Linked DNA regions of Mus musculus: region 1 is linked to region 2. A link is a loop called in an ENCODE intact Hi-C map of the cell type or tissue named here. Cell type or tissue: heart. All regions are shown on one strand. Each heading gives the region's core, and the rest is flanking DNA. Links, peaks and the distances in the headings are about the cores only. Region 1 has its middle 110 kb from the start of Gm34768. Region 2 holds the start of Rsu1 (Ras suppressor protein 1).

Region 1 (15,337 bases), core at 3,912-11,911, 1.3 Mb after region 2:
AGCCCAATGCCAGGTACATGTGATGCACAGGCTTGCTGACTGGGCTTCACCACCCACCCCATCCCCTGTTGTTCTTGGATTATAATGTGAGCTTTACACCTTTGTCCACACACTGAAAATGAGAATTATTAAGATCTTTTAGAAAATGACCTTTGAATCCTGGACTCTTGACATATGTCACATCTATTACTTGATTTTGAGTCTTACTCCAAGGAGAATAGATATCATTAATAAAAAAAAGTGCTGCTTAGGATAGGGAGATGAAGGAGGGTAAGGAGGAGATTTTTTTATATGTGGGAACATGAATTAGTATCCACTATGGAAGTCAGCATGAAGGTTACTCAATAATCTCTAAAAGTAATCACTGTGTGAGCCCGGTCTACACTCCTGATATATACCCAAAGGGCTCTAAGATAGCTCGTCTCAGAAACTCTTGCACACCTGTTTATTGCAGCCTACCTGCCTCTCACCAGATAAATGGATAAAAAATGAAGCATAAATGCATGTTGGAGTTCTAGTCAGCCATAAATCATCACAAAATTGTGTCATTTTCAGGAAAGTGTACAGAAGTGCCAATGGTCAGATTAACATAAGGTACTTCTACAATGACAGCCTCTGTGTGCTTCCTCTCACATGTAGAATGTAGGGGCTGGTGAATGACATGAAAGAAAAAAAATTCAGGGTAAAAGGAGGAGGAAACAAGGGGAGGGAATGTGAAATAATTATGGGATGAAACCTGATCAAAATACATGATATGCATGTTTGAAAATGTAATGAAACCCATTAATTTGTACAATTAATATAGATTAGTTAAAAAGTTAAATAAATCTACTACATCTGTTAAAAATTACCATGACGATAAAAGTACAAAAGAAAAAATTTAAAATGAACCATAGAAGGGCTGGAGAAATGGCTCAGTGGCTAAGAATATTCTTCTAGAAGACATGAGTTTGATCTCAGTATATAGAGTTCACAACTGACTAACTTCCGTAGCTCCAGTTCCAAGGGACCCAACACCTCCTTCTGTGCCCCATGGGTACAAGACATGCACCTTGAACACAAACAAACATATAGGCAAAACACCAATATCTATAAATTTTTAAAGAACAGATTTTCTTGATCAAAAAGGAAAACAACACTTCCAAACTATATTAAATCTAAGATATAGGAGTGACATTGGGTAGATCATAGTTTACTGCCGGAGAAATCCAAACTAAAAGTGGCAAGTCAGAAGGTGACTTCTCTGCCACATAAAAATCTAGAAAAGAGGGCTAAAGAGATGATCTGGTCAAAATCAACAACCATAGTTGATGTGCAAGAGTGTGAACCTGAACTGGCACCCTCAGCAATTATATAAAACCTGGATACATCAGTAACCCACCATGGAGAGGAATGGTGGAGACAGAGACAGAGGGATCTCTGCAGCTCACTGTCCAGCCAGAGTCCATGAACAGGTGAGTGGCAGGCATAGTGAGAGACCCTGTTTCAAAAACACAGTGGAGATGGATTCAAGAAGACACCTGTGTTGATCCCTGACCTCCACACACACATTCATGTGAATGCACAGCTGCATGAATGCTTGTATACACGCAAATGAATATGCACATATCCCATACAGAGAGAGGGAAACGATAAGGGAGGGAGGGCAGAGAGAGAGGGGGCGGGAGAGAGATTTTTAAGTCTAGAAAGGCAACCCAGGACAGATCTGGGAGCTATATAGTGACTGATGGTCCTCATTCTTCTTTCTTATGCTTTGTCGTCAAAATGATTTCCAATAGGGCTAAAGAGATGGTTCAGTAGTTAATAACACTGACTGTTCTTCCAGAGGACCCAGGTTCAATTCCTAATACCTACATCACAGCTCATGTAATAGCAGTTCCAGGAGATCTAATACCCTCTTCTGGTCTCTAAGGGCAGTGCATACATTGATACAGAGACATACATACAGGCACACACACACGATTGATTGATTGATTGATTGATTGATCGATTAACTTAAAACTAGTTCCCACTGCATAATTTAAGGTGGCTGCTCTATTATGTATGGATTCCAGCTTGAAGAAAAGCAGCATGACCTTGTCATTTAAGAGAAATATCAAGAGAATGGGCCAGTAAGTCACACATATCTCACTTCTATTTGAAATCCAGTGGCCTGGATTGGTCACTAGTTATAAACATGGAACCTTGTGTTCAGTCGCAACCTCATTCATGTGTATAAGGGGAGGAAATATCTTAGTGGACAAGTAGAAATGTCACCCATGTTTGGGCATATTTGTCTAGTTTGAGTTGGAGATTGACCAACCCTTAATGATACCCCAGTCACTGTTTCAAGTGACATGCTGTTCTGTTTAGACCTACACAGAAATGTGCTAACAAGAACAGAATGCTGTGCTAACTCAGAGGAGTTTCAGCAACTCGTTCTAACTAAAAGAAAAAGGAGGGTGCACCTTGGCCCTACGTTAGAACACCTTTGTCTCTTATAACCTGACATCATTATGCCAAACTACTCCACATGCAGTTCCAGGTATCTGGGAAAGTCCTCATGAGAGGCCCACACCTGTTTACTCATCCATCCCTCCTGCTAGAGAGGGTGTCATGACTACACCATGCACTGTTTTCTATTTAGTCTAATATCCCATCCACATTTCATCTCCAGAGCTTGGAAATACTCCGCCCTGGTTTTGAGTGTGTGGTTCTACATATTGGGCTCCAGGCACACTGCCACTCTGGTATCTGGGAGGGGCCCACCAGCTTCCATGTGTGCAGCAGACTTTGAAGGGTGTCAAGCCGAGAGTCTGTGCAGTCCAGCCAAAAAGCTGAAACTGTTTCAATCGTTCTCCATGACAACTGCTTTGTAAAGGAATACATATCTAAGTAGCAGAGCTAAGAGTCATAGGTTTCTAAGAGGTGGAAGTATGGGGAAGGGGTGTTTGTTGGCATGGGAAGAGAGCCTTGGAGTGGTGGGCAGCCCAATGTGTAGGAGTGACCTCTTTCCTTACAATTCTTCAGATAAGGTTACTTAAGATATAGAAATGAATTTCCAGGGAGGATTAACCCCAGGCTGACCCCCATTTTCACACCTTTTGCCTGTACTTTGATCACCCAAGGAAATTCAGAGATCTTATAACTTCAGTGGAGGGACCCTGAATCCGCATCATACGGCAGCAGGAATAATAACACACCCAATGACACACCTATGGAGCTGGGAAATGCACAAGCCCAGATGCTTATGGTCAAACAGAGCACAGAAAACTATACAAGAGGATCTTTTAGCCCAGGTTAGAAGTACATTTTAACCAACAGCACAGTCCACGGAGGAAGTGGGAGAAGGGACTCGAGTATCTTCACTGTGCTCCAAAATCTTTCCGTCCCTCAGTTTCCCATTGGTGTGTGGGAGCATGCCACACTTGCACGCATGTGCATATTATATGCAGGCCTGGTTATCAACTGTAAGAGGAAGATCCTTTCTGCCCTGGGATTTGTCCCTTTCCTTCCTTCCTCCCAGGGGCCCTGTGTCCTTCCCTGTACCCCAAATCCTGTGTGTGGGACCTACACCCCAGAGAGAGCCCTTCCTGCTGAATGACTATCCACACAAGAAGTAGAAAGAGAAGGAAACGTTGCCCCTGGGTAATAGCTGGTGCCAGAAGACAAGCCTTCTCATAAGCCTCTACCTCCTCTGGTAAGTCCTTCATGTTGTAAGGTTTTTAACGTCTCTGTGGGGCTGAGAGATAACTTAGTCAGCAAGGTGCTTACCTTGCAAGCATAAGGTCCTGAGTTAAGAACACCTGAATCCACATAAAAAATATAAGTCACACGTGATTGTAATCTCAATGATTGCAAGATGAGAGGCAGAAATAATCAGATCTCTAGAAACTCAATGGAAAAGCTGAACTGGCTTTGACTATTTGTCAAAGTTCCAGGCCAATGTGAGACCCTGTCTTCAACAAAAATGGAAGGCCCCCAAGGTCCAACACATGAATGTGCATGAGCGTGCACACACACACACACACACACACACACACACACTATTACATTATCACTGCAACTGTTGCTACTGTCTGTTTTACTGTTCATTCCTCTGCCTCTAGCAACCCCCATTTCATGGTCCTTCACATTCTATGTTCATTATCTTCTTTAATTCTCACAGATCTCTATAAATCAGTTCTGCTCTCATTCCTGTTAGTCACATCAGCATCCTGCTATTGAGAAATCTTAACTAACTTGAATAGTTATACACCAAAGGATAGAGTACAGAGATGCCTGCCATTGTTTGGTCGTGGTTACTTTTAACTTTTTAAAGGAAAGCCAATTCCCCTTGCTCAGCTCTCTCCCTTACCTCCTCATTATCCTCCAATGGCATCAGAGCCATTTCACGTAGCTGACAAGGGCACACTTCACTCCGCCACGCCTACTTCTCCATCCCACCTTCCCACGCTCTAGCCCCTGCCTCCTCCACTCAACCTAAACCTGAATAAAGTCTTCACAGAAGTCATTCAGGAGCTTCCCAGTCCATTTGCTCTTCACTTTTGTACACGTTTAGTAGAATGTTTCAGTCATTTTACCAGACAGACATGAACTAAGAGGAAGGAACATGCCTTCTCCCGGTGACCTCATCGGTAAAGACATCAATTGCCACTGAGGATACAGTAAGAGGAGGTGCTCCCAGTGAAGTGCCCATGCTGGGGCATGAGTGACAAAGCTGACAAGAGAAAGAGGAACGGGGCAGGTAAGTTCTCTGGCTGGAGTTTGTAATATCACATATACACTCACACCTGCACACACACTCACATACACATACAGACACAGATGTGCACACATAATCCCCGTGCATGTTAACCTCTGGAGTGCTGGGACTGCAGGCATGAGCCACACACATGTAAATTATAATCCATATCCCATAGTATCTCTGTTTATTGTCTTTTGCTGCTGTGCATTTATCTTCTCAGAACATAGGAGGGGTCTTCCCAAAATAGCTTTTCATCGTGTTTCCTTTTCCCTCACCTGTTATACATCACTTCAGATGTCTATACTCTACGTGGGAGTGATAAAGACAGATAGAAAACTGACATAGACACAACTGATACAAATAATCCACTGATACCCTCAAAAATGTGTTTTTAGTGTTAACTGAAAAATATCATTTAACCATTATACATTACAGCAGTTATGTACCCTGAAGTGGAAATGTCTGGTTTCTTTGTATACTCAGTTGTGTCATGTGATGTGTTTCTGGAAACTATCTTATGAGAGGATGTTTTTGTTGCGAACAGACACATGGTGATTTCCTGGAAGCTGCCTGAAAAAAAAAGGGGGGGGGGTCATGTGATGTTTTGCTAGAGCAGACACTTGAGAGAACACGTGATGTTTGGAAAGGATATAAGGATAACCCAGCAGACTGTGGAAAATGCTCTGGCACTGGTTCGTCTTACAACTCTTTGCTGGTCTTTGCTGAGGATGCTGCCTGCTGTTGGTTCACTGTGCCACTCTTTGCTGGTCATCATTTGTCATGAGTTCATAGAGAGAAATACACCAAAGAACTTCTGGTGGTGTTCTGGCAGCTTCTTGCCACTTCCATGGGCTCAGGCCAATTGGCAGAGCCTCACAGTTTCTTCTGGGTCTACCTGCATCTGCTGATTCATGAATGGTGTTTGTGAGTGGATCAAACTACCACTGCTGATTCATGTGAGCTGAACTGCTGATACCCTGACAATGAAGATTGGAATTGACCCCCAGGAACTATTTGTAAACAAGTCCACACCTCCTTTGCCTTATTAACCTTTCCTTTCCACCACCTCTGGTGGGTGGTGGGCTAGAAGGGAGGTTAAAGCATTTATGTACCCTTATTAAAGTAGGTTTTGAAACATCTAAGCCTACACATCTCTACATATAAGGTATATGTATTAGGAAGGAACAGTAAAACTAGATCTTTTAAAAATATAAACAGAAAAGCTAATGTGAGACGATCTGTAAAACAGTAATTCTTGGAGGCACCAGGTTAGGGTCCCCCCCCCTCTTTCCATCTTATTTTCAGTTTCCTTACACTGACTTAATATACATGTCTTATTTGTGCATGTGTGCACACATGTTTATATGCATGCAGAGGTGCACATGTGCAGGTGTGGGGAGGGTAAGAGGACAACCTCAGCTGTGACTCACAAGTGCCATCCACCTTTTTGAAAGACTTATTTTTATTGTTCTTACTTATTCATATGTGGGAAGGGTATGTGTAGGTACCCACAGAAGCCAGAGAACTAGAGTTAGTAGTGGCCATGAGCTGCTTAACATTGAGAACCAAACTTGGGTCCTCAGCAGAGGCAGTAGATGTTCTTAACTGCTGACCTACCTTTCTAGTCTCCAAAATGCTTTTTGAGACAGGGTTTCCTGCTGGCCTGGAGCTCTTCTAATTGGCGAGGCTGGATGGCCAGTGAGCCCTAAGTCCACTTATCACTAACTGTTGTGGATGGCCCTGGTGCGTTTGTATTTTGATGTTAATTCTGCTTTCCCAGGAGGAATTGTCTGGAATGAGGAATGAGTTATACTCAGATAACATCTTATGAACCATCACCTAATGCATAAAGGAACCAATCACTGAGTGAGTAGGCAGGACTTCCGGGTTGGATAGAGGAAGAGAGTAGGCAGGAGAGAAATAGGAGCTTTTCGATAGCAATAGTGAGAGGACAAAATATAGTGTCTCCCAGTTTAGACGGATTTACCACCAGAAGATTTAGATTTAATATGGCTTACAAGATTAGGATTCTAGTTGTTGCGCCCAGCGATTGAGTTACCATTATTTCTGAACTAAGTTTGTGTGGTGTTGTCCTTCATTCTGCAGCTTGACTGGGTTCCAGAGAGAACGGTATGGCCGTAAAGCATGGGTTTGCCAGATGTGTGCCACAAAACCCCATGGGAGTTTTGAAGCATGAAGCTGGCCTGATAACGACTGTCCAAAGGGAACTTAGAGAGCAGGGTGGAGAGATTTCGGAGCCACTAAAGTCAAAGAGTCTCCACAAGATGAGAAGAGGCCAGCCATTGTCCGCCAGTGCATGGCTGGCCAGCCTGCTGATGTCTTGCTCCTTATAGAGTGGGATGGTGACATTTTTTTAATACTTCCCACAACAGCTAACTTACAAATACATGCCAGTATATCCCACTGTTTCTACATGGGCTCCTAGAGATCAGATCCTTCTGCCTGCAAGGCAAGCATTTTACTGGCTGAATCATCACAACAGCCCTGCACATATTACATGCATAACCAAAAGAACTATACACTAATTATCCTTTCAGTTAATGAAGGAACAAATGAAGTTATCGTTGACCACCTTCCCAGTCTGCCTGAGCCTGCTTTAGCTGTGGAAGTTAGTGTTCCTCCATTCTCACCTCCACTTCTCCAGCCCTTCCTCAAGTTCTCATGCACAAAAGAGCTGATGCCCGTGCTAGGACTCCTACCAATGCTGTTACCGCCATCCTCCTCACTTAAAAGAGATGTGCTTCTCCACCTCAGAGGCGCTCTGCCTGTCTCTTTGTGGTCTTGGTGATATCCTGCATGTCACATTCAACTGATGGAATGCTTCCACCCCATCACCCTCCCTCCCCTCACAGAAGAGAGCTTCTTGATCCTGCAGCACAGCCTGTGCTGGCAAGTCCTTTCATTTGGTGTTCTGGCCAGCGGACTGCTGGGAGTTTGTCTACAGATAAGCAGCGAAATTCAGAGAGGATACAGATAATTGTCAGTCCCCCAGGGAATGGAATTCTGCCATCACTGCAAACTAAAACAAACCCATGTGGAATCTGCCTGTGGACAAAGGGGGATGCCATAGTCTGGCTTCTGACTTCAGACCCTGGTTTCCCTCAGCTGGCTCTGGGTTTGTTCAGGCAAACAAAATCACAGAATGCAGACCAGACAGGGAGAGGTGGGCCAGCTGGACTTGGCCCATAAGAGGGAAAGATGTTACAAAGAGGGTCCTAAAAGAAGAAAGGAATGTTCTTCAAAGTGTCCTTGTTTTTCTCATTTGCAACTTTCTTACAACAAATTGTACTCATTTGAAATAGAGACACAGAAAGGTGCTCTCTTCATGTAAATATTGTAACAAAAGAAATGCTTCCTAGTAGGAAAAAAAAAAAAAAAGCAATGGAAGAAACCAACTTGGAGATGTTTCAAGAGAATTCAACTAGAGTCTAGTACAGCTTGAATCTAATCCCTATATTTCTGGGTGTGACCCCAGCTTGGGCTAATAGTTCCTAAGCAGCTGGTGCTACAAAGTAAGAACCTGTCTTTAAAAGCAAATGGGACTGGGTTGGTATTTCAGTCTACAGAGTGCTTGCAAAACTTGGGAACAGTGGCCCACTGCTGGGATGGCAGGACAGACAGAGCCCTGGAACTTGTTGGCCAGGGCTAGCCTACTTGGTGAGTTCCAGATAAGTGAGAAAGAACTCTCAAAAAGGTGCATAAATCAGGAAAGATGGATCAGTGGGTAAAGGCACCTTGCTCCTGAGCCTGCCAACCTGAGTTTGATTCCCTGACCCACATGGTGGAAGGAGAGAGCAAATCCCCACACAATGGCTTCTATTCTGCACACAGTTATGTGCTGTAGCAAGCACACACACACACACACACACACACACACACACTACAGAATAAATAAAAATAAAATTTTAATGTTAAAAAAAGGATAGAGCCTAAAGAAGAATACCCACATTTATCGTCTGGCTTCCACATGCACATAAACTCACAAGCACCTGCATACACATGACATTGGTCATATGACCAGTCATACAATGGAACATGACCTGGAGGTGTGGCTCAGTGGTAGAATACTTGTCTTGTATGCATGATGTTATAGGTCTCAGCACTGCAAAAATAAATATTTAGCACCTAATTTATAGCACATGCTTTTACTAAGTTTGTGTGACTCACTGGCTATTTTATGTAAATAAGATTTTAATCAAGATGGTCAACTCTCTCTCTCTCTCTCTCTCTCTCTCTCTCTCTCTCTCTCTCTCTCTCTCTGTCATGTTGAGGGCAAGAATTAGACTATTTGCTTACACCAGCAGCCACGGACTTTTGTAATCCATCCAGAGAAGCATTTCATTACGTGCATTTTAAAACCTGTCCTGAAATCACTTCAGATGAGGTGAACATCTTGCTTTACAGTTTTGTTTTTCTTTGTCCACAAAATTCCCCCTTTTCTCCACCACAAACTTTTCCTTCCCAACAACAATATTGACTGAGCAGTGTGCTGAATGCTTTCATCCTGGACCACGGATGTTCAGGTCAGCATGCTCAGAACCCTCGGATTATCATAAAAATCCCCTTAGTCCTTAGGTTCTTTGGGTTTGTGTCTCCAAATATTTTCTTTCAATTTGTTCTATCACAGGCTTTTGAGACACTGGATTCTCCCTGCCCCCGCCACCTTCCTTACCCTGCCCCTCCCCTGCCCCCACAAGCTGCTGTTTCTAGGCTAACCTTCTTTTCTCATTTCAACAGCTTTTCAAAATAATGCAAGAGAGACCAAATTAAGAAATACTTAAATTGTCAACACACTTTCAAATGTATGCCTTCAAACTAGGTTACAATGGTATACAAAATATAAGGCCTCCTCCCTTGTGCTCTCAAAATAGAAACTTTCCCTGGAAGATTTTGCTGAGAGATCTTTTTCAGCTGAGACTTAAATACATAGTAATAACGTTTTTATTACCTTCTCTTCTAACCTCATGGATGTCTGGACAGTGTTTGCTGGTCCAGACAAGATGGTAGCCACTCTTCTTTAGTCCTGGGTTTCTTTTCTGCCATGGTATCAATTGCCAGCAAGACGTGAAAACTGAAAAGTTTGTGAGCCCAACCACACCAGCCTGAGGGTCTCCATCTGTCCTTGATTTTGCAACCATCTGATGCCAATAGAAGCCAACAGAGTCACCTGCCACACTAATTTCTGGCCCATGCTCTACACCAGTTGCCTGATGCTGACCTTGTTGGATATAGTAGTGGGCCTGTTTACCCAGACTTGAGATGATGTGTACTAGATGCATGACTGCATAGCCCACATTTTAGATGTGAATTCTTTGGGGCTACAAAAAGAAACTCTTATCTCAAAAAAAATTTTTTAATGTGATGGTTGTAAAGCATTCTTTTGAAATGGAATTCTCTCAAGATTGAATGGATGGGATTTTCAATGAGAACAAAGAAAAATTAAGCCAAACAAAATGGACAACACAAGCTAGTTGGCACACCACTAATACAATCCCTGACTTCCCCTGTTTACTGTTTGGATCCTTTGACCATACACATGTGCTTGCCAGTTAAATGAGCTAGGAATCATTCTGTCTTGCTGGGGACAGACAACCTGTGTCCAAAGTGACCAAGGAGAGACAGGTGCTGATACACACAGGCCAGCAATACCCTTCACGCAAAGATTGATAGTTTGTCAGACGCCTTCCTTAGAATGAAGCCTCACTTTGGCTCTCCCTAACATCCCAGTCTTTACTTTTCCCGTCTTTCAACCCTCTCCCCCATCTCATTCTCTGCTGCCAACCCTCTAGTCATGAAGTTCAATTAATAAAACACGTAGAGCTGTATTAAAGACAATTGAGCCTAGAGATTCCATTAAATAGCTCATATGACCCGTGCCCTGCTGAGACCCCTCCGTGACCTACTCGGAAGCTGAGCAAGGGGAGAAAGGGAACTGAGTCGCTCAGAATGCAACAGGGTTGCATTTGGAAGGTGGCAAGAGAACAGTGATTTTGAAGCCAGCCTGAGCTACATTGGAGATCCTATCTCCAAAAAGTAAGTATAAATAAAAATCAATAGAGTCAGTCTACAGGCTCCTTCAACTATGGCTGACCACTTTGTGAACAAAACACCACTACTCCCCCCTCCCCCCGAAAAAAAATCTTAATTCAAGCAAGATTCTCCTCCGAGAGTAACTGCTAGTACAGAAGGCAGGCACATTTCTGTATCATAGCAGTATCATGTGATGTGTGGCCAAGTGACAAAACGCCGTATTAGTCAGTTCTTTAGAGGAACAGGGCTGATAGACTGAATATGTGAAAAATGTACATACATATCAGAATGACTTGAAGGCTGTGGTCCAGCTAATTTGGCAATGGCTGCCTCCCAGTGAAAAATCCAAGAATCTAGAAGTCCTCAGGTCTATGAGGCTGGATGTGTCAACGGCTGGTCTTCAGTGTACATCAGAATCCCAAAGTAGGAAGCTCTAATGCCAGTGAAGGGATAGACCTGCCAGGGAGGGTGAAGGCAAGCTAGCAGCAAGCTCACAGCAGCTACCAGCCTAGATTAAAGATGGCTCTTCCAACATCAAGTGATATATATTTAAGGAGGGTCTTCTTACCTCAAATGATTAAAAAAAAAAAAAGTCCCTTACAGGTGAGTTTTTAGTTCATTGTAGAGGTAGTCAAGAAAGCCAAGATGGCCATCACAACTGCCAAGGCCCAGAACTAAGGAGGACCTTGAAGGTCTCACATAGGTAAGGCATGTGACCTTTTGGCAGTGCCACAGGAGACTAGAACTTAGGAGACCAGCGAGGACTCGCTGGGGAAAGCACAGAGCAGAAAAAATGAAGGTGAGAGGTAAGGCCAGGCCCGAGAGTCAAGGGAGTGAGGCCTCCCACCTGGCCGTAACCTCAGTGAAAAGTCAGTTCCTTTCCTCTGGTCAGAGGACAGGACAGTTCATATCACCCTCTGGTGGCTGACCCACAAGTCAAATGAGCACTGGAGTGTGGTATGTGTGTGTGTGTGTTGCTCACCTCCATTCTAAGAGATGTTGCTGCTATTCATGTCAAGTGTGTAGCTGAAAAAGATTGAAAATGGGACATTTGGATATAGCTTTATGTCTTCAGCCATAAAACGAGCCTTGGCCGGTCTCTCCCGGTGTAACACAGATTACTCACCTGTGTGTGATGTCAGTGTACAAGGATGACTCATAGTAGCTGGGAATGAAATGTCCCTGATAATGTAGAGCTTGGGAGGTTTTAAAGTCCAATTAGCTCTTCTCTCCTCCTAGAAAACTCCTTTGTGTGGCCATACTCAGTTCCACAGGCTTTTTTGGTTTATCGAGACAGGGTTTCTCTGCATAGCTCTGGCTGTCCTGGAACTCACTTTGTAGACCGGGCTGGCCTCGAACTCAGAAATCCACCTGCCTCTGCCTCCCGAGTGCTGGGATTAAAGGCATGCGCCACTACACCCGGCATGCTGTGTCTTCTTAAAGGTTATTATAAAGTCATCCAGTTCTTTCGTTTTAATGTTTAGATTTTATTTTTAGAAGATATGCTGTTGAACTTAAATAGGAACAATAAAACTAGTGAGATGATAATTTTTGAAATAAAAAATAACAATTCTCCCCATTCACTCAATGTGTTTACACATGGGAGAATTTACTATACCATGGTGTGGGGTGGTGAGCTGTGCACAAGTAGCCTGGTCCCGCGGGACCCTAGTGGCCTTAAAGGACAGAAGGTGTTTGGCCACGCCTCCTGGGTCCTCGAGGTGCCCAGTGTTATCTGTGGTGCCTGAGTGAGAGTTGGAGCCCAACTCCTGCAGTTCCATGGGGACCCCAGACTGCGCCCTTCCTTCCCCACCCCGGAGCGGGGGGGGGGGGGGGGCGGGTCCTGTGGCTTCTCACAGTCCAATACCTGCCTGGCAGTTTCCTGGGGTCCGAGCAGTCAAACTTCCCCAGTCTGCCTCGCCCAGCAGCCCTAGCCAAAAGTGGATGCAGGACCCCATTTTTTTGTCCCACACCAAGGTGCAGGAGCAGAAAAGATGCTGTAACTACCATGCTGCCCTACCATGCCCAGCTTTGTAGCTCAGGGATGTTGTTGTTCACTAAACTCCAACCCCGGGGCTTAGACACCTAACAGAGAACCATCACTGATTTTTCCGGTGCTGTTTTGATGTTGCTCTGGTACTGAGACGGAGTATGAGTTTACCAGCTAGCCTTCTGGCCCTGAGACCTTCGTGGTAAATCAAGCTGGAAGGGTCCTTTTTTTATCTTTTGTTTATTCTGGTTGTTCGAGCAGCGTTCAATTCTCCATTCTGAATTTTAAATGAGAACAAACGTGAAACTAGATTTTTAAGAGAATTATGGAATTCTGGTCTCTTGTTTGTTTTGGTTTGTCTTGTTGTATTTGTAACAAATTGTTCCCTGAGACCAAGGTTTACAAGATCGAGTTTTACAAACCCAGCCTGGTGTGAGAAAATCACTTGTCCCTTGCTTCTCTCTGAAGGCTTCTTTAGAGTAATTAGCTCTCACTTTGGTCTGTCTTCTCCTTATTCAGCCAAATAGCCTGGAAACATGGAAGAATACCTTGTTTATTTTGTATTAATTAGAGATAGCAATAAAAATAAAAAGACTTTTAAACCTCCAGGACTCCAGTGCAATGCATGGAACCCAAAGTAAATGATTACCAAGTGGAGAAAGAACAAGGGACTGCCAGGCTCCGCACACACAGGGACGTGGTTTGGGCTTAGAATGACTTCCACACAGCAAATAATCTGAAAATTCTCCCTCACGATGGTCATCAAAGTATGTGTGGAGCAAAGTGAAAAGGCATATAGAACATGTACATACAGGCTATAGAAGTCATGTAGAACACCTATGTATAGGCTGTAGAACTCATATATAACATATATGTGCAGGTTGTAGAATGGTTCAGTCTTTGTCACGGCATAGTGGCCCAAGACCTTGGCTAAAAATGGTCCTTAAATGATGTACCAGAGTTCATCCTTTGCCATTCATGGGAATAATATGTATATTGTGTATCTATGAACACAAATATGACCAAAATCTGATCCCAGTTTTCAGAACATACATCAGTACAGGAATATGCTAACATAAAGCATAATCAGCAAAATTCAGACTCACAAAATCTATGAGAAAAGCAATCCAATTCTGTTTCAATAATTAAACACCAAGGGTGGGGGAAGGCCATAGGGAACTAACTATTCAGTGGTTTTGAGCATTGGTTGCTCCTCCAGAGGACCCAGGCCCACATCGCAGATTATAAACATCTGTAACTCCAGTTCCAGATGCGCCAAACCCTCTCCTGAACTTTGAGGACACCTGGCAAACACTGGTGCTGCCTATGTTCTTGCAGGCCAAACACTCATATACACAAAATGACTCTAACAATAGTCAAGAGGTACTTGAGCAGTTGGAATGTGTAGATTTTATTTCAACGAGGGTGTCAAATGAATCGCTAAAATGTTAGCACACAGTTGTATACATTTGAGCCCCAACTAGCTACTTTATGTCATATGGAATCACTAATGGTCATTTTCAAGTGTGAACATGGTGGAGTTGTATTTAAACAAAGTCCAGGAGTATGTCCTGAAGTGATGAGATTTGCTTCAAATAATCAGAGAGAGAAAGGGAAAGAGAGAGAGAGAGAAAGAGAGAGAGAGAGAGAGAGAGAGAGAGAGAGAGAGAGAGAGAGAGGTGTAAGACAAGAAATGTATAAGATTCGGACCGGTTGTGAATTAGTAATTGTTAAACTACAACAATAGAATCTGGGAACATTATCAGAACCAATTAAGCGGAGGGGGAGAAGGGAGGGAAGTTATAACATTGTGTAGAAGGAGCTCTTGTATACATTTACCTGACTGCAAGAATGACCTCAGAGAAAAGGCCAGAACCACAACCTCACACAAAGGCCACTCTAACACCACATAAAACCCACCACTGTGCACACACCTGCCAGCAGCTGCCTTTCACTCTGTGCTGATAGTGTCCTTGTCCTCCCTTCCTGTGTCTCAGTGCTGCAGGAAATCCTTTCCATTTCGACTTGGCAAACACCCCATTTGCCTCGGTTGACCTCAGTAAATCTGCCCTTGGTTGACAGGGGTGCATTGCGTCTGGGTTAACCCCTTTTCTGCAAAGACATGGATCTTTGGAGAGTCTTGTTGTTTTAACTAACACGATCACCCCCCTGTCCCATTCTGTGTATATATTTGACATTTAAAATTTTTAGAGAGAAGGGGAGACTGTCAGTACTCTCATGTACAGCAAGCAGGAATGTGTTACCACTGTTTGAAGGGCTATTTTGAATACTGGAAATAAAGTGGAATAGGTGCCTTCTGAGAGCCTATCATTCTGCTTGTGGGCTTTTAGAGAACGGAAATTCTAAGAGGTTAATTACCCTTTAAATGGCTTCTTAAACTCCTGGAGTAATGCTTCCTAACACGGCTAGGGCATTGACTGCTGTGAGGAATAACTTGCTACATTTGATGAGGGAATATGAAGAGAAAGTGTCTGGCATGACAGTATTTTCAGCACATCTTGTTACGAAATATCTAAGGATGCCTCACACTTGAGCAAGAGTGCCTCTTC
Region 2 (15,337 bases), core at 3,816-11,815:
GACTGTTGAAACAAACTGACTTAGCAAACAGAGGTAAGGTTAAACTTATTGTCTTTAGAGCTGCTGAGAAAAAGAAATATCCATTAGAGGAAGAAGGGAAGGTCATGATGCAAGAGATCTGCTGTGGTCATCATAGCTGCGTGGAGGATGAACTGAACTGGGGTGAGGGAAAGTAATGTGAGGGTGCAAAGAAAGGCGGCAGTCTCCAGGCTAAGGGGGCAGGGTAGGGGTAGAAGACATCAAATCTTCCTGCATTTGACTTTGGGCTTCCAGCCTTCAGAATTATGGCGTTTTGTTACACCAGCCCTAAATGATGCTTTAAACTTATATAGTAAAACTATCTCCATCAGAAACAGCCAGAGAAAAACTATCAGTAACCTTTCAAAAAGCACTAATAAATATTGATGCTTTGGGCTTAGAGGGCTCACAGAAACTGAAACTGCATCCACAGCTTGTATGAGACTGTGCTAGATCAGTGCTCTCAGCAAATGTCTAGCTTAAGAAGTGATGAGGCAAGCCGGGCGTGGTGGCACATGCCTTTAATCCCAGCACTTGGGAGGCAGAAGCAGGCGGATTTCTGAGTTCGAGGCCAGCCTGGTCTACAGAGTGAGTTCCAGGACAGCCAGGACTATACAGAGAAACCCTGTCTCGAAAAACCAAAAAAAAAAAAAAAAAAAAAAGTGATGAGGCCTGGACAATGCAAGTTGCCTGCATTGCAAGTATCATCGTTTCATCTGAAGTGTGTTTAAGGAGAAATTTCTGCTTTCAAATTCAAAGTGCCGAATCTTTTTCTAGTACCTGCTTGGCTCATTGCTTATATATGTGTGTCTAAACTTCTGCACGTCTGTCTGACTGCTTATCTGTCATGTACCTAATGCCAGAGGAATAATTCTGGAATGATTTCCTATTTAATAGTGTGAAATTGTCACTAAGATTAAGTTTTTTACTGGGTCATCAAGATCTAGTCATTAGGAGGTAGAACCCAGAGGGTCAGCAGAAAGTTTATCTATCTATCTATCTATCTATCTATCTATCTATCTATCCATCCATTCTATTTGAAGAAAGTGGGAGAGTTCTAAGAGCCAAGATTTCACGGTTCATGGGTGTAAACACCAACTCAGACTTCTGACATAGTCGTGGTTTACTGTTAGCATCTAACCCTAAGGGAGATAGATTCCAGTTCCCAAGACCAAAAGGAACGGAGCAAAACAGTTAGATACAGAAACCTGTGAGTTACCAGCTGAGGACATAAGTTTCGGGCGGAATCTTTGTCTTCAGAATCTTTACCATAATCCAGACCTCATACCTCCACCAGGTCTGCGACAGCCAGGGGCACACGAGGGACTCACGGTAACAACTCTCCGTGGGAGGGGACCGGCAACGAAAGACGCAGGACAAAAGAGAGTACCTGACTTGTGGATTTCTCAGGACGGAACTCCAAATCCCTCAACACAAGCTGCATTCTAAGAGTCTACCTCGGTACCAGCGACCAGCTTAGAATCCCCTGCTTCCGCCCACAGAACTTTGTCCTTCAGCTAGCTTACTGAGCATGCGCAGAATCTAGATCACATGCACTTGCTGAGTCCAATTCAAGTTCCAAACTCAAGAAGATGGGCGTTCCTCAGCGTAGGGCGGAGTCTCTGAGACTAAAACGTGTACGATTGGTCCGCCTCGGGGTCCACTTTCTTCAGTGGGCAGAGCCTCGCCTGGAGCCACAGCTGGGAAACAGTTCTCCTAATTTGGGAAGTGTCAGGCCGGGAGGGGCGTGGGGTTGGCCGGATTTTGTGTGCGCCTGCGCGATCGCTGGGACAGGGTGTGTTCCTGCTGCGGGATCCTGTTTTCGGCTGATCCAGTTCATCGCTCTCCACCCGAGTTTCCCTTGCAGGTCCCTAATCACACCCACCAGGTGTTGCTCGCTGCGGTGAGTGTGCGGGGTCCAAGTCCTCCATTAAGGACTCCATGGTGATACCCATTCTCCCCTAGGCAGCCCTGGAGAATTCAGCCTGGGCCTCTGCTCCTTTCCTGCCTTAACCTGCCCCACAACCCCCAGGCTCCCATTTTTGCCATCATCCACGTGCTTTGTTGTCCTTTGCTACAGAACATGTCCAAGTCACTGAAGAAGCTGGTGGAGGAGAGCAGGGAGAAGAACCAGCCGGAAGTGGACATGAGTGACAGGGGTATCTCCAGTATGTTGGATGTCAACGGCTTGTGTAAGTTCTCTTGGACAGTTGCTAAGTTTGTAAGTAACTGCTCTCTTGGGAGGCGAGTTTCGGAAGCCTGCCATTCCACCTTTGCTCGTCACTTGGTCACTTGTCAGGAGCTTGCAAACCACAGTTAGTTCTGCTGGGACTGGTGAACCAGATGAGAACGTCACACGAGGTGTGCTGCAGTTCCTTCTCAGCGGGTGAGGGAGCTTCATAGCTTTGAAGTCCATCTTCCATGTAGTGTCCCAAGTAGCCATTTTTGTTTGTAATTTGGAAGTCACGTTTTACTCTATGAATCATGAGCTGGTGGTACTCAAAAATTACATGCATAGTAAGAATTCTTGTGCCAGTAGTATTTTCAACATTTTCCTTCATTACGTATTCCTGGGTCATTCTCCCATTTGTGTTCAGGCATTGCTCAATCTTGTGATCCAAGCTCAGCACCCGTTTAATCAGGGTGTTGCTTTCAGCTGTGAACTTATATGACTCTTACTTTATTGTTTTTTTCTCATCTGTAAAACCAGACAGGGAACTCAGTACAAGTGGGAATGGTCATAAACTCCATTGCCTGTGCCCTTCTCATGGGCATCTCCTCTTCTCCACATGGAGACGGTTATCCCCATGTGTAAATGCTGCATCACTATCGCCAGATTTTGTGTTGAGAATTCTAGTGTCCACTTTTTCATGATCTTTAAATTCTGCAAACTAATTCTGGTCTTTGAAAACACTTTTTAAGTAAGTCACCACGCTTCTGTAGGTTCCTGTGACTTCATTTGGATCCTCTGAGAGCTTAACTGTTGAGAGTGGTACCCCCACATTCCTCAGCGGGACATACAAGGTCTGATTCTGATCATAAACCGATCCCTTCCATGCATTCATTCCAAGCGATGTTGAATAAGCTCCACTGAGTGACCCTGAGCAGCCAGATCTTCCTGACTTGCAAGTCTGTTGTCTCCTTATCTATATGCCTTTCCACCTGACGTCCCTTAACTTAACTGCCAAGAGTCAGCTCAGACATCATAGCCTATGAAAAACGTTCTCTTTCTATCTTCCTGTGTGAACCCACCTTTCTACAAGGCACAGATTGCATAGCCTTTAATTAATTAATTTTTTAAAAAAGATTTATTTATTTCATATGTGAGTACACGGTTGCTCTCCTCAGAGACACCACAAGAGGGCTTCCATTACAGATGGTTGTGAGCCACCATGTGGTTGCTGGGAATTGAACTCAGGACTTCTGGAAGACCAGCCAGTGATCCTAACCGCTGAGCCATTTCTCCAGTCCAATTAATTTATTTTTAATCCAGTAGACTCTCTTCCTCATTCGAATACCAAGAGAATATGCAATGCCATGCTTGTGTTCTTGAGAATAGTGTCTGGAACACAGTCGGCACTCTAAATGTTGATAGGAGTCAGAGTAGGATGTTAGAACATCAACCAGAGGGGAGCTGTACAGAGACCTTAAAGTCAGTGGATAGCTTCCTAGGCATGAAGACTCTTGTCTGTTCTTGGAGTACAGGCTGGGATGGATGTTGACACATTAAGGCCAAAGTGGACTGCAGACATCTAGCTATCATGAAGAGTCCTGCTTTGACATACCCTTAGCATCTTGATAACTTCTTGGTTTGGGTGACATGTGTTGGTCTCTTGCAGTAAGAATGGGTTTGTGGTGATTTTTGACACTGAAGTGTCTGCCGAGGATCTAGACACTCCCATTGCTTTGGCTTTATTTCGGTTTCCACTGCTGTAAAGGAAGAAGAGGCTAAACAGAGAGCAGGGGACCAGGTGCATCTGCGCCCTGAACAGCACCTAGTTCTCTGCCTGCTGCATGCCTCCCTATGGGCTGAAGCCTGAGCCCACAGTGGTCTGAGCCATTTGTATCATTCTGGAAGATGAAGACCCATGTAATATTAACAAATGACAAGAGTAGCTCTGCTATTTCAGTTCAGCTCCATTATCTCTTTGAAGCCTTGGCTCTTACTACAGGGGAAAAGATAGCCACTTGCTTCCTGAAGGGGAAAAAAAACTGCTTCTGGTCTAATACTGGGGGATAAAAAGCAAGGTCATTTCTGTAGTTGCTCAAACCAGAAACCAAGAGACAACATTGGTATTTCTTGGAAAGATCAGCGGAAGTTTAAAAATCTCACTCCCTCTGCTGGTGTTGGCTTAAGGAAGGGCTGGGTGTATTGAGTCCTTGCTGTCAGGACTCCTAAGAACCTGGAAGACTGTAGAGTGTTCACTGGAAGCCTGACCCTAAACTGGCTTTATCAGCCACTCACTGGATTGGAGCTCAGTGGTGGAGCGTTTGTGTAGAACATGTGCAGTTCTGGGGTTCATCTCAAACACAACACAAATAAATTTAAAACAGCAATCAGTTGGCATCCAATGTGGGTGCTATATGATAAAATTACCTCGAGTATTGTGTAAGAATTCTCTTCTTCTCTTCTCTTCTCTTCTCTTCTCTTCTCTTCTCTTCTCTTTTGCTTAGGTTTATCTGCAGCTATGACATTTAGAATGCAAGCATCCTGATTAAACACAGGAAACCATTAACTTACATGCAGAGAGAATGACTGTGTCTTGTACCCTAAGCTTTCCTTTTTTTGCATTTACTAATTTAACTTCTTAAAAATAATGTAATGATTTGGCTTTGAAGATGAGAAGGGAGGATTTGCATTTCTTTGAAGCATTTGAAATGCCAGCATTTCTGCTTGGGGGTTTGGGATGTATGAGCACACCAAAGTGTTTCCATAGATGAAGAGATGTGAGTTACCTTCTATTTTGTTGAGACAGGATCTCATGTAGACCTGGATGGCCTTGAACTCGTTTTGTAGTGAGGAGGACCCTCCTGCTTCCATCTCCCAAGTGCTGGGATCACAGGTGTGCACCACCACAGGCTACCAGTTAACCCTGCATTGGGAGCTCCTATGGAGAATGCAGTTATCATTCTGGCCTGTTTTGGGGGCAAGTATCAGTGAGACTCAGGAGGAATGAGTGTATTCTAGCAATAACCTACTCACATCTCCCTCCCCCTTTTTTTCCTCCTGTAAGTTGGTGCTGAGGCCCAGCTTGGGGTTTGAAATGTGAAGGAGTCATTTCTCGTTGCCCTTCTGTTGAGTCTTTGCCAGTTAACACTGTTGAAGGAATTGAGAGCGTACCTGTCTGTGACTCTATTCTTGGGTCACCATCTCTGGGAGGCTTCTCAAGGCTCTTAAATTTTAACCCAGCCCCCTCCAGCTTGGCCAGCTTGTCTCTCCTGCATCCCTCTGTCTGGCAGTGCCTGGAAAGAGTTTCTGGAGTGAAGACTATCACTGCTTTTAGTTAAGAAATCCTTATTTGAAAAGCATTTTATACAATACATTCTGATTGGGCTTTTCCTCTCTTCTGTCTCCCACCTATCCTCTCTGCCCACCCAACTCCACTCCACACCCTTTCTTTCTCTTTAAAAAACAAACATACAAAAAAAAAATAAAAAAAGAAAACTGCAGAAACAATTCTGTACAACAGCCTCCAACACACACACAGAAAACAAGAAAACAAAGTGTACAAGCCAAAGACCAACAAGACAAAAACATCCAAACTAAGCAATAGGAGACAAAAGATCTACAAATATAGCATTGAGTTTGTTGTTTTTGACTGGGTACTCCTGAACAGGGCATCTACCCTAAGTATGGCTAATATGACCCATGGAAAACCGTTGGAGAAAACTAATTTTTCCTTTGCAAGCTTGAGTCTCATCCGGCTTGAACCTGTGCTGATGCTGTGGCATGCTGCCACACTCTGTTGTGTCCTGTTGTGTCTGGCGTTCTCCCTCCCCTCTGGCTCTTCAAATCCCGCTGCCTCCTCTTCCCCATAGCTCCCCAATTCCCGAGGGCAGAAGCTGGAGGAGGAGACCTTTAGGACTGAATACTGTGAATCTCTCACTGACTGTACACTGTCCAGTTGTGGGTCTGTGTATCAGTTCCCATCTACTGTGAGAAGACGTTTTTCTGAGGACGACTAAGCAAGGCACTGATCCATCAGTAAAGAAAGAGTGTGCCATTAGGAGCCATTTTATTGTATGTTCTTTTAGTAGAGCACCGGTATTTGGTTTTTCCCTGGGCCATGGCTTGTCTACTCTCAGGCTCTTGGCCATCCAGTGGTCAGGCATGGTTTCCATCTCATGGGCCGTAAGGCTCGTTATCTGTGTTTCTGACACCAGCATATTTCCTGGGCAGGTCACTGTTGAAGGTTGCAACATTGCAGCTCAATTGATGATGCCTTTCTCATCTGGTAGGTAGCATACAGAGTACTGGAATGCTATTCAGTAGGGGCACAGGCTCTGGTATGGCAGCAGCACGCCTTCTCCATGTTCAGTGAGAGATGTGGGTGTTCTCTTCGGCAATAGGGCCTTCCTGTCAGTTTGTGGAGAGCAACCAATGGCCTGAGATATTCGTGGGTTTACAGTGGGGATCCTTTGCCATTCTGGCACTGGAAGTTTTACCTGGTGGTGAAAGGTTTTTAGTTGGGGCACTGTCTCCCCCATTCTTTGGTGATTCTACGTATCTCTCTTTCATACATGTATTTATTTTAGGAAGCTTCCGCAGTATAATGGCCCTCCCCGCATTCCTTCCTCTGCCCCTCTCTCCCATCTCCCTCCTCATTTAATCTTCCCACTCTAGTCCCTCCTTTCCCTGTCTCTCCTTAATAATATGTTCTATTTCTCTTTCTTTGGGAAATCCTCTCCTCAACACTAGTCCCTTACTACACCCCTAACCACTGTGGATATATGGATTATAGCACATATCTCGATGGTTTAAAAGCAAATAGCTACATACAAGAGAAAACTTAGAATATTTGTCTTTTTGTTTGGGGTTATCTCATTCAGGATTTTTCCCCCCAGCCCCATTTATTCATCGGAGAATATCATAATTCCTTTAAAAAACAAACAGCCGAATAGTATTTCACTGTGTAAATGAACCCCATTTTCATTACTTCTCAGTTGATGGGCATCTAGGCTATTTCTGGCTATGATGTATGGAGAAGCATTGAACACGGATGAGCAAGTGTCTCTATAGCAGGCACAGCGTCTGTCCGGTAGCTGCCCAAGAATGGTGTAGCTGGATGTTGAGGGAGATAGAACCCCAGCTTCCTGAGGTCCTGCCATGCTGGTTTGCATAGTGGCTGAACAGGTTTGTACTTCCACCAGTGATGAATAAGTGGTCCATTTTCTTCGAATCCCTGTCAGGATATGCTGTCATTTGTTTTATTGATTTTGGCCATTTTGACTGATGTAAGATGAAATCCCAAAAGCAGTTTTAATTTGTGATCCCCTGGTGGCTAAGTATGGTGAATGTTTCTTTAGGTGTTTCTCAGCCATTTCTGTTTGTTGTTGTTGTTGACTAAATGCATTTTCATGAGGGCACTACTCCTAGAGATTTCTTTGATATTGAATCTTTATTCAGTGATAAATTAATGTTTACTGCATTATGACCATAAGGTTGGGCACTGGATAATAAAGCTGATTTCCCATAAGACATCACACTACCCACGGCTTGCTGTTGTGCCAACTGTTATGAGACTGGGAGTCTGTTTTAGAGCTGGTGTGAATAATGGCTTAAAATCACCTTTGATACATTTCTGTACTTGCCTGAGAGAAAGCCTTGTCTCTGTTCGAGAGATCTTCTAAGACCCTGAGAATGCTGGAGGTGACTTCATGCAGAAGAAGAACTTTTGCGTCTTTGAATAGTGACTTTGCACAGGTTGATATTTTTTGATTTTTCAAAGCAGAGGAGTGGGCTGTCTATGTCACAGTTTGACCAGTAGAGGGCAGGGTTAAGCTGCTTATAAGAGGCATTGCCTCCTCTCAAGTTGCTTTGAAAGCATCTCATCTCTCCTTTTTGTGCAGAGGCCAACCACTTAATGGCACATGACCTGTGGCACCTTACAGGTGAGCAGAATCTCACCCATGCTTAGCATTTTGGTCGGAAACTTCTTCCATGTTGGTGCCTTTCACGCCTTCTCAAAACAAGCTCTTGAGTGCAAGATCCAGTAGAATCTTCAGTTTCGTCAGGGTGTGATGTTTAGTCATGGAAGATGGTAATGTGAATTTAAAATGCTGGAAAAGTTAAAAAGGAAAAATGGTGTATTTTCTTAATATTTCCTAAAGACATTAATTATATTTATATATAATATATAAAATACATTTATAAATATATTAATAAATATATGTTTATATAATATTAATTATACGTGTTAATATATTATATTGTAGACAATATTATATAATATAAATATATATTTGTATCACATATAATACTATGTAAATATAGTAATATAATTAATTAATCTCTTAATTTTAATCAAGGACTAATTCCTTAACAAAATTCTTCTATTTTCTTACTTTTTAGTGCTACTCTAACAAAATGCCAAAGACTGGGTTCCTTAAACAGAGGCTCAGTTTCTCATAGGAAGTCTAAGATGTATTGGTAGCAGGGTTCCTGAGGCACCTCTGCCTCACTTGCAGGCTTCTGTCTTCTCCCCATGTCTTCAGATGGGCTGTACCCTGACTGTGTACACTCCTGGTGCCTGTGTCAGGCATTCCTTCTCTAAGGACAGTGGTCAGCCTGGATCAGGGTCTATCCAGGCAACACATTTGAACCCACTGAACTCTGTAAAGATCATCTCTGCAAATAGTTTTATTCCAGGGACCTAGAGGTCCGGGCTCAGACATGAACTTGGGGCATATGAGACCATTTATACCATCTGCCCTGGAGGTTCTCACTGAAAGAGCCCTGCGTGCTCTTGTGTTCCTGTCACCATTGGGTGCATGTGATCTTTGCCCGACTTCTGTAGATGAGAGAGCGTCGTCTGTGCTCACAGCATCGTGATAATGGTGGAGTCAACGTTTGCATCTCAGTGTGGCTGGCATCCTTTCTCTTTGGTACTGTGCTGTGTTTTCTGCAGGCTTTCACAGCCAAAAGTTGCCAGGCCTGGATGGACACTGTCAAAGGAAAAATGGAGCCCATAACCAGGCCTGACTGGGGTTTACCCGCCTGTCAAAAAGAGTGCTTCAGCTTTCTCTTGATCGTTTTATTTTTAAAAGTTTTTATACAATGTATTTTGATCATATTCTCTCCCTTTCCCCAAGTGCACTTAGATTTCTCCACCCACCCGCCCACCCAGATTTATGTTCTTTCTCTCTTAAGAAGTATTCTTTCTGTGGGGTGGGGGAGGGGACCGAGGTGATTGGTAACTGAACTTGGGACTCCTTGCACGCCATTGAATATAGCCATAGTCAGTTTTAAATTTTTTTTTATTCTTAAGATAGGATATCAATAAGCCCCCTAGGTAGCTCGGCCTTACTCTCGATCAGAGAGACCTTGAACTTGACTATGTTCTGCTTAGCCTCCCAAGAGATGGAGATTAAAGCCTTGCCTCGAACGCTTGGCTCAGGTTCCTAATTCCTTCAAACACTGCATTAGGCTTGTAAACTATGTGCCTCCTGACAGCTTAGTTTAGGCTGAGCATTGAAGGAAACACAGGAGCAGGCCAGTCTCCATCCAACCAGAGCTCAGTACCCCGCCCTCACCCTCACCCCTCTTTGTGGTTTCCTGAGAAGCCGATAGTCCTCTAACAGAGTTTGGTGACCACATGTGAGATCTGCTGTTAATTTAGTGATTTACTGTATACTAAGATTTCTATTGTACATCTTAATTCATTAGCCTGTGACATTCTTTGTGTTACAGTGCTGAAAAAAGACTGTGCTGGGGAGACACTGGTTCATGTGCAAGCAAAATAAGTCAGAATGACAGAATGTCATAATGATCTGTCCCTCTAGAACAGTGGTTTCCAACCTGGGGATTGCAACCCCTTTGGGGGTTCAACAACTCTTTCACAGGGGTCGCCTGAGACCACCAGAAAACACGAATATTTACATTAGGATTCATAACAATAGCATGATTATAATTGTGAAGTAGCAATAAAATGAGTTTTGTGGTTGGTGGTCATCACACCATGAGGAACTATATTCAAGGGATGCAGCACTAGGAAGGTTGAGAACCAGTGCTGTTGAGGATCCTTCTGTTCCTACATGCTTCTCTGTACTCTGGATGCAGAATAGTTTTTTAAAGTTAAGGAAGACCAGGGCCAAATGAGCAGTGATATCATGAGATCAGGTATCTTAAGGGAAAGGGAATTTACTTTCTCAGTTTTTCAGAGAGTATTATTCAGACTGTATAAATAAATGACAGCTTCAACAGTCTTCCTATGCTAATACATTTTTATTACTTTTAAATTATTTTTCTGTTTTTGTTGAGATTATAGTATCATTATATTATTTACCCTTCCACTTCCCCCTTCCAAGCCCTCCCACATAGACCTCTTGCTCTTCTTCAAATTTATGGCCTCTGTTTTCATTAATTGTTACACACACGTATCCATGTATATTCCTAAATACACACTAAGGACAACCTGCTCAATCAGTAGAACATTACTTGTATGCGCGTCTTCAGGGCTGTCCATCTACAATACAATTCCTGAACCTTTATGGATCATTGAGGAAGATGGGGCAGAAAAAGTGTAAGAGCCAGAGGCAAAGCTGTGAGATTGTCACCTAGTCAGAAGTCACACGCATGGAAGTTCACCAGTCTGTCTGCCTGAATCTGAGCTAAACAAGGAAACATGGACACATGGAAAGGGAAGGCCAGGAGGCCTCATCCGTAAACCAAACCCACAGGCAACAAGGGGATACTGAGAATGGGAGAAATGGTCTCTCACCCAGGGAAGAGCACACCAGCCACTTACTAAGTACCGAGTGGTCAGCCTTGAAAGCAGTTTTCCCTTCTAGCTTTGAATGTTTAAGTCTTCAAGGCATGTCAGACATATTTACTTAACAGATTATGTGTTTCTATTCTACAGACTGTGCACTTTGTTAAGATAACATGTCACATATATACATATATCTATATGTATACATATGGATATCATGTGCGTGTGTGTGTGTGTGTGTGTGTATTCCCAGTCCCCTCAGACAGCCATGATGGCCTGGAGCTTACTATATAACCAGACTGTCCTCCACGTCATGATCTTTCTTGCAGCTTCCTCTGGGTGCTGATATCACAGCCATGCATGCATCACTGTGCTGGACTCTGTAGAGTTTATTAACACTTGCTCACATTTATCACATACAGCTGTGTAACTCTCATAGCAATTACATTTTAAACTCATGGCCCATGTGATGATAATGATGATCCAGTTAGTGGCAGGGGGAACACGCTAAGCTAGCCTACCTAACAGTCCATCTGTGGTAGATGGAGGAATTGACTCCAGGCCTCCAGATGTCAGAAGCCACATTCTGGGTTTCTTCTAGTTCCCTGTTCCAAACTCTTCTGTCAAGATAAGTATAAATCCCGCGTAGGAGACAGAGATAATTGGTAATTGAGCAAGTACACTTAGCACTTGCCGCCGAGCTGCTTATGTGCAAGAAGCCACAGTTCCTGCATCGATGGGCTAGTGGCTTTCTTGCCATTTAGGAATGCATTCATGGATGCCATCCATGCTCATACCATTTGAGCCGAGGGAACTGGAACTCTTTTCGCCCAAACATTTTGTCTTAGTTAGGGTTTTACTGCTGTGAACAGACACCATGACCAAGGCCACTCTTTTTTTTTTTTTTTTAAAAAGATTTATTTATTTCATTTATGTGAGTACACTGTTGCTGTCTTCAGACACACCAGAAAAAGGCGTCAGATCCCATTACAGATGGTTGTGAGCCACCATGTAGTTTCTGGGAATTGAACTCAGGACGTCTGGAAGAACAAGCAACCAGGGCTCTTAACTGCTGAGCAACCTCTCTGGCCCCCAAGGCAACTCTTATAAGGACAACTTTTAAATGGCATGCTTACAAGTTCAGAGGTTCAGACCATTATCATCAAGGCGGGGAACATAGAAGCATCCAGGCAGGCATGGTACAGGAGAAGTTGAGAGTTCTACAACTTTATCTGAAGGCTGCTTGCAGAATACTGGCAGCTAGGATGAGGGTCTTAAAACCCACACCCACAGTGACACACCTACTCCAACAGGGCCACACATACCCCACCAGGGCCACCCCTTTAAATAATGCCACTCCCTGTGCTGAGCATGTACAAACCCTCACACATTTGCACATACCTTTTAAAAGATGCCTTTATAAACACTAAGTGGGAAGCTTTTCTGTGGTCTACACATTCAGAACGGTGAAACCGAAGTGATTACAACAAAAGAGCACCTTACCGGCATCTCCGGAGCCCCTCACAGCTGCTGTCCCCTCGGGGAAGACCACTCTTCCAACTTCAGAAGCAAAAAACCGAATGCTTCCTGTTCTTGTGTATGCCACTGCAAAGACACCAAGGAGGGCCCTGTATATATACCGAGTGCTCAGTGCCGGGACCCTGAAGGCCAGCTGTGTGCCGGGACTCAGCAGGCCAGCTGTGTGCCTGTAATACTCATTTATATGCAGTTGGTTCTAGATATCTAGACACCATTTATCCAGCCCACCATGGATGGACATTTGATTAGTGCTTTGGTTTGGATTTGAACTCCCCAATTCTTAATTCCTGTCTTGGTACTTTTGGGAAGTAGTAGAAACTTTAAGAGGTAAGTAGACTCTGAGGGAGGCAGTCACTGGGGCAAACCCTATTTATGGGGCGCTTAGTATCTCACCCTTTCTGCTTGTGTTTTGTTTATTTCACAACCAGGAGGTCAGCAGGTTTGTTTCAGCCTCAAAACAGCAGAGCTGTCTTGGTCTGTGTTCTATTGCTGTAAACAGACAGCATGACCAAGGCAACTCTTTTTTTTAAAAAATGCTATTTATTTATTTTTGCTTTATGTACACTAGTGTTTTAGTTGCATGCGTATCTGTGTGAGGCTGTCAGATTCCCTGAAACCGATGTTGCAGACAGTTTGAATTGCCATGTGGGTGCTCAGAACTGAACCTGGTTCCTCTGGTAGAGCAACCAGTGCTCTTAACCACTGAGCTATTTCTTCAGCCCCCGCAGCAACCCTTTTAGAAGTAAGAATGTAATTGGGAGCTTGCTTTTAGTTTCAGATGCTTAGGTCATGATCTTTATAGCAGGGAAAATGGCAGCAGCATGCATGGCCCTGGAGCAGTAGCTGAGAGTTAAATCCTGACCAGTAGGCAGCAGACAGAGAAAGATCTGCCATGGGCTTTTGAAACTTCCAAGCCTCCCACCCGCCCCCACCAATCCCATGATACATTTCCTCCAACCTCCTGGGGGCCATTTTTATTCAAACCGCCCCAAGGGTCAAGCAGCCAGGAGCTGAAACCTCCAGAATGTGCCCCAGTCAGCTTATTCTAGTTGTACTACATCAGTACAGTTACAGAAAGCTACCTAAGACAGGTATTTTCCAGGTAGGGCTATTATAAACAGTGGTGCTGTGAGCATATGGAGATACATTTTGGTGAACATATGCATGCACTTCTGTTGGTTAAATACCAAGGAGCAAATTGCTGGGGGGTGGAGTGTGCACCCATATGCTTTAAAAATGCAAAGCGAGAATCTCCAAAATAGGGGAAATATTTGAGAAGTATGTGGCTGACCCACACTGAGCACTCTTAACGTATAGTGGGCTTTAAAAATGGCACTAACCAGATCAACCAAGGCACTTTCTAGAACATTGTGCCCTTCAAAGCAAGTTTTTCATGTTTCAGATCTCTCTCTGGGAAGCATCACACTAATGGATCCATCTGATGTGCACAGGAGGCTTCCAAACATGGCTACATGGTTAACAGTGTCACGAGGGAATTACTAAGACTGTAGAGTGCAGATCAAGAACGATGCAGGTCTGGATGTAGTGCCAGGGTCAGGGTTTGCATTGAAAAGTAAGTTTTGCTTCTTTATGGGCTGTGTTTTCATAGCTACTGTTGCCCAAGTTCAGATTGTTCACATTAGTTGTTCTAGATAAAATACCCTGATAAAAACAAATGAAGAGAGAAGGGTTTCCTTTGGCTCACTGTGCAAGTGCCCTGAGCTTGAAGCAGTGAGGACATGGAGTCCAGAGTTGGAAAGCAGAGAACAATGCATACAGGCATGTGTGTTCAGCTTGTGTGATGGTTTGCATATGCTTGACCCAGGGAGGGAGTGGCACTATTTGGAGGTGTGGCCTTGTTGGAGTAGGTGTGTCTCGGTGGGCTTGCCATTTAATACTCTCATCCTAGCTGCCTGCCTTGAAAGTCAGATTTCTCCTAGCAGCCTCCAGATGAAGATGTAGAACTCTCAGCTCCTCCTGCACCATGCCTACCTGGATGTATCCATGCTCCCACCGTGATGATAATGGACTGAACCTCTGGACCTGTAAGCCAGCTCCAATGAAATGTCCTTATAAGAGCTCCTTGGTTGTGGTGTCTGTTCACAGCAGTAAACCCTAGCTAAGACAGTTTGAAGTCTCTGTTTTAATCAGTCCAGGACCCCCTGCCCAATTAATACTATTTTTGTATTCTGTTCTGTATTTTACTTTAATAAATTTATGGGCTTTGCTTTCATTTCAGATTTATTTTCATATTTCAAGTTTGTTTTACTATTAGCACTTTGCACCTTCTGTTGTTTCCAAACACATAACAGCTCATGCATAGATAATCCAGTGCAGTCCTCCTTCCCTGTCTGTCTGTACCCTCCCTCTCCAGGGTCTCGAGGATTTCTGACTTGCCCTGTCTTGATTGTAGGCCCTGTCTTTGTAGGAAGCCCAGTGGTGGTCATTTTTTTAGGTCATGGGGTAGACTTGTTCAGCTCCTCAGCTCTAATAGGCTGCACCCTCAAAGTTAGGAGTGGACACCCCTTCCCCTCTTTATCTACTCCCTCTCCTCTCCATCTGCTGAGTTCTGCAGACTTTGGCTCTCATGGGGTTTGTTAGACAGTCTTCTGTTTTCTCTCATGACAGCCATAGTGACACCATCGATCTTCATGGCTTTGGAGTTTGGAGTTCACGGAATTTTCTGAGGAGTTTTTTTTTTTTTTTTTTTTTTTTTGGTCACGTTTTTGTAAACTGAACTTCATAGAAGTTCTTTGTTTTATTAAAAATTCTTGAATTTTGTTTTATTACAATCATGTATTTGTGGTATGTACTATGTATGTGTGTGTTTGTGTGTATATGTGTGTGAA

The links. Peaks named below come from ENCODE experiments on the same cell type or tissue, not always from the same donor. Only the 100,000 strongest peaks of a DNase experiment are listed, where the experiment ranks them.
Region 1: a loop joins it to region 2, with 3 times the contacts of the local background. A loop is called at or near these places in 8 of 42 quality-filtered maps.

What each region holds. Positions count from the first base shown.
Region 1 is chr2:12,003,976-12,019,312 of GRCm38, reverse strand. No RefSeq gene overlaps it. Among named protein-coding and RNA genes, the nearest start is that of Gm34768, 110 kb to the right of the region's middle. In heart, for the core only: no CTCF peak of the experiment used is centred there; a DNase peak (open chromatin) is centred at 7,652; H3K27ac peaks cover 802 bases.
Region 2 is chr2:13,257,784-13,273,120 of GRCm38, reverse strand. Rsu1 (Ras suppressor protein 1) reads left to right here and starts at 1,706. Exons shown (of 9, transcript NM_009105.4): 1 at 1,706-1,921; 2 at 2,099-2,210. The coding sequence starts at 2,102. Gm13270 (a long non-coding RNA gene) reads right to left here and starts at 1,544. Exons shown (of 3, transcript XR_865976.2): 1 at 1,409-1,544. In heart, for the core only: a CTCF peak has its summit at 8,000 (motif pointing right); no DNase peak of the experiment used is centred there.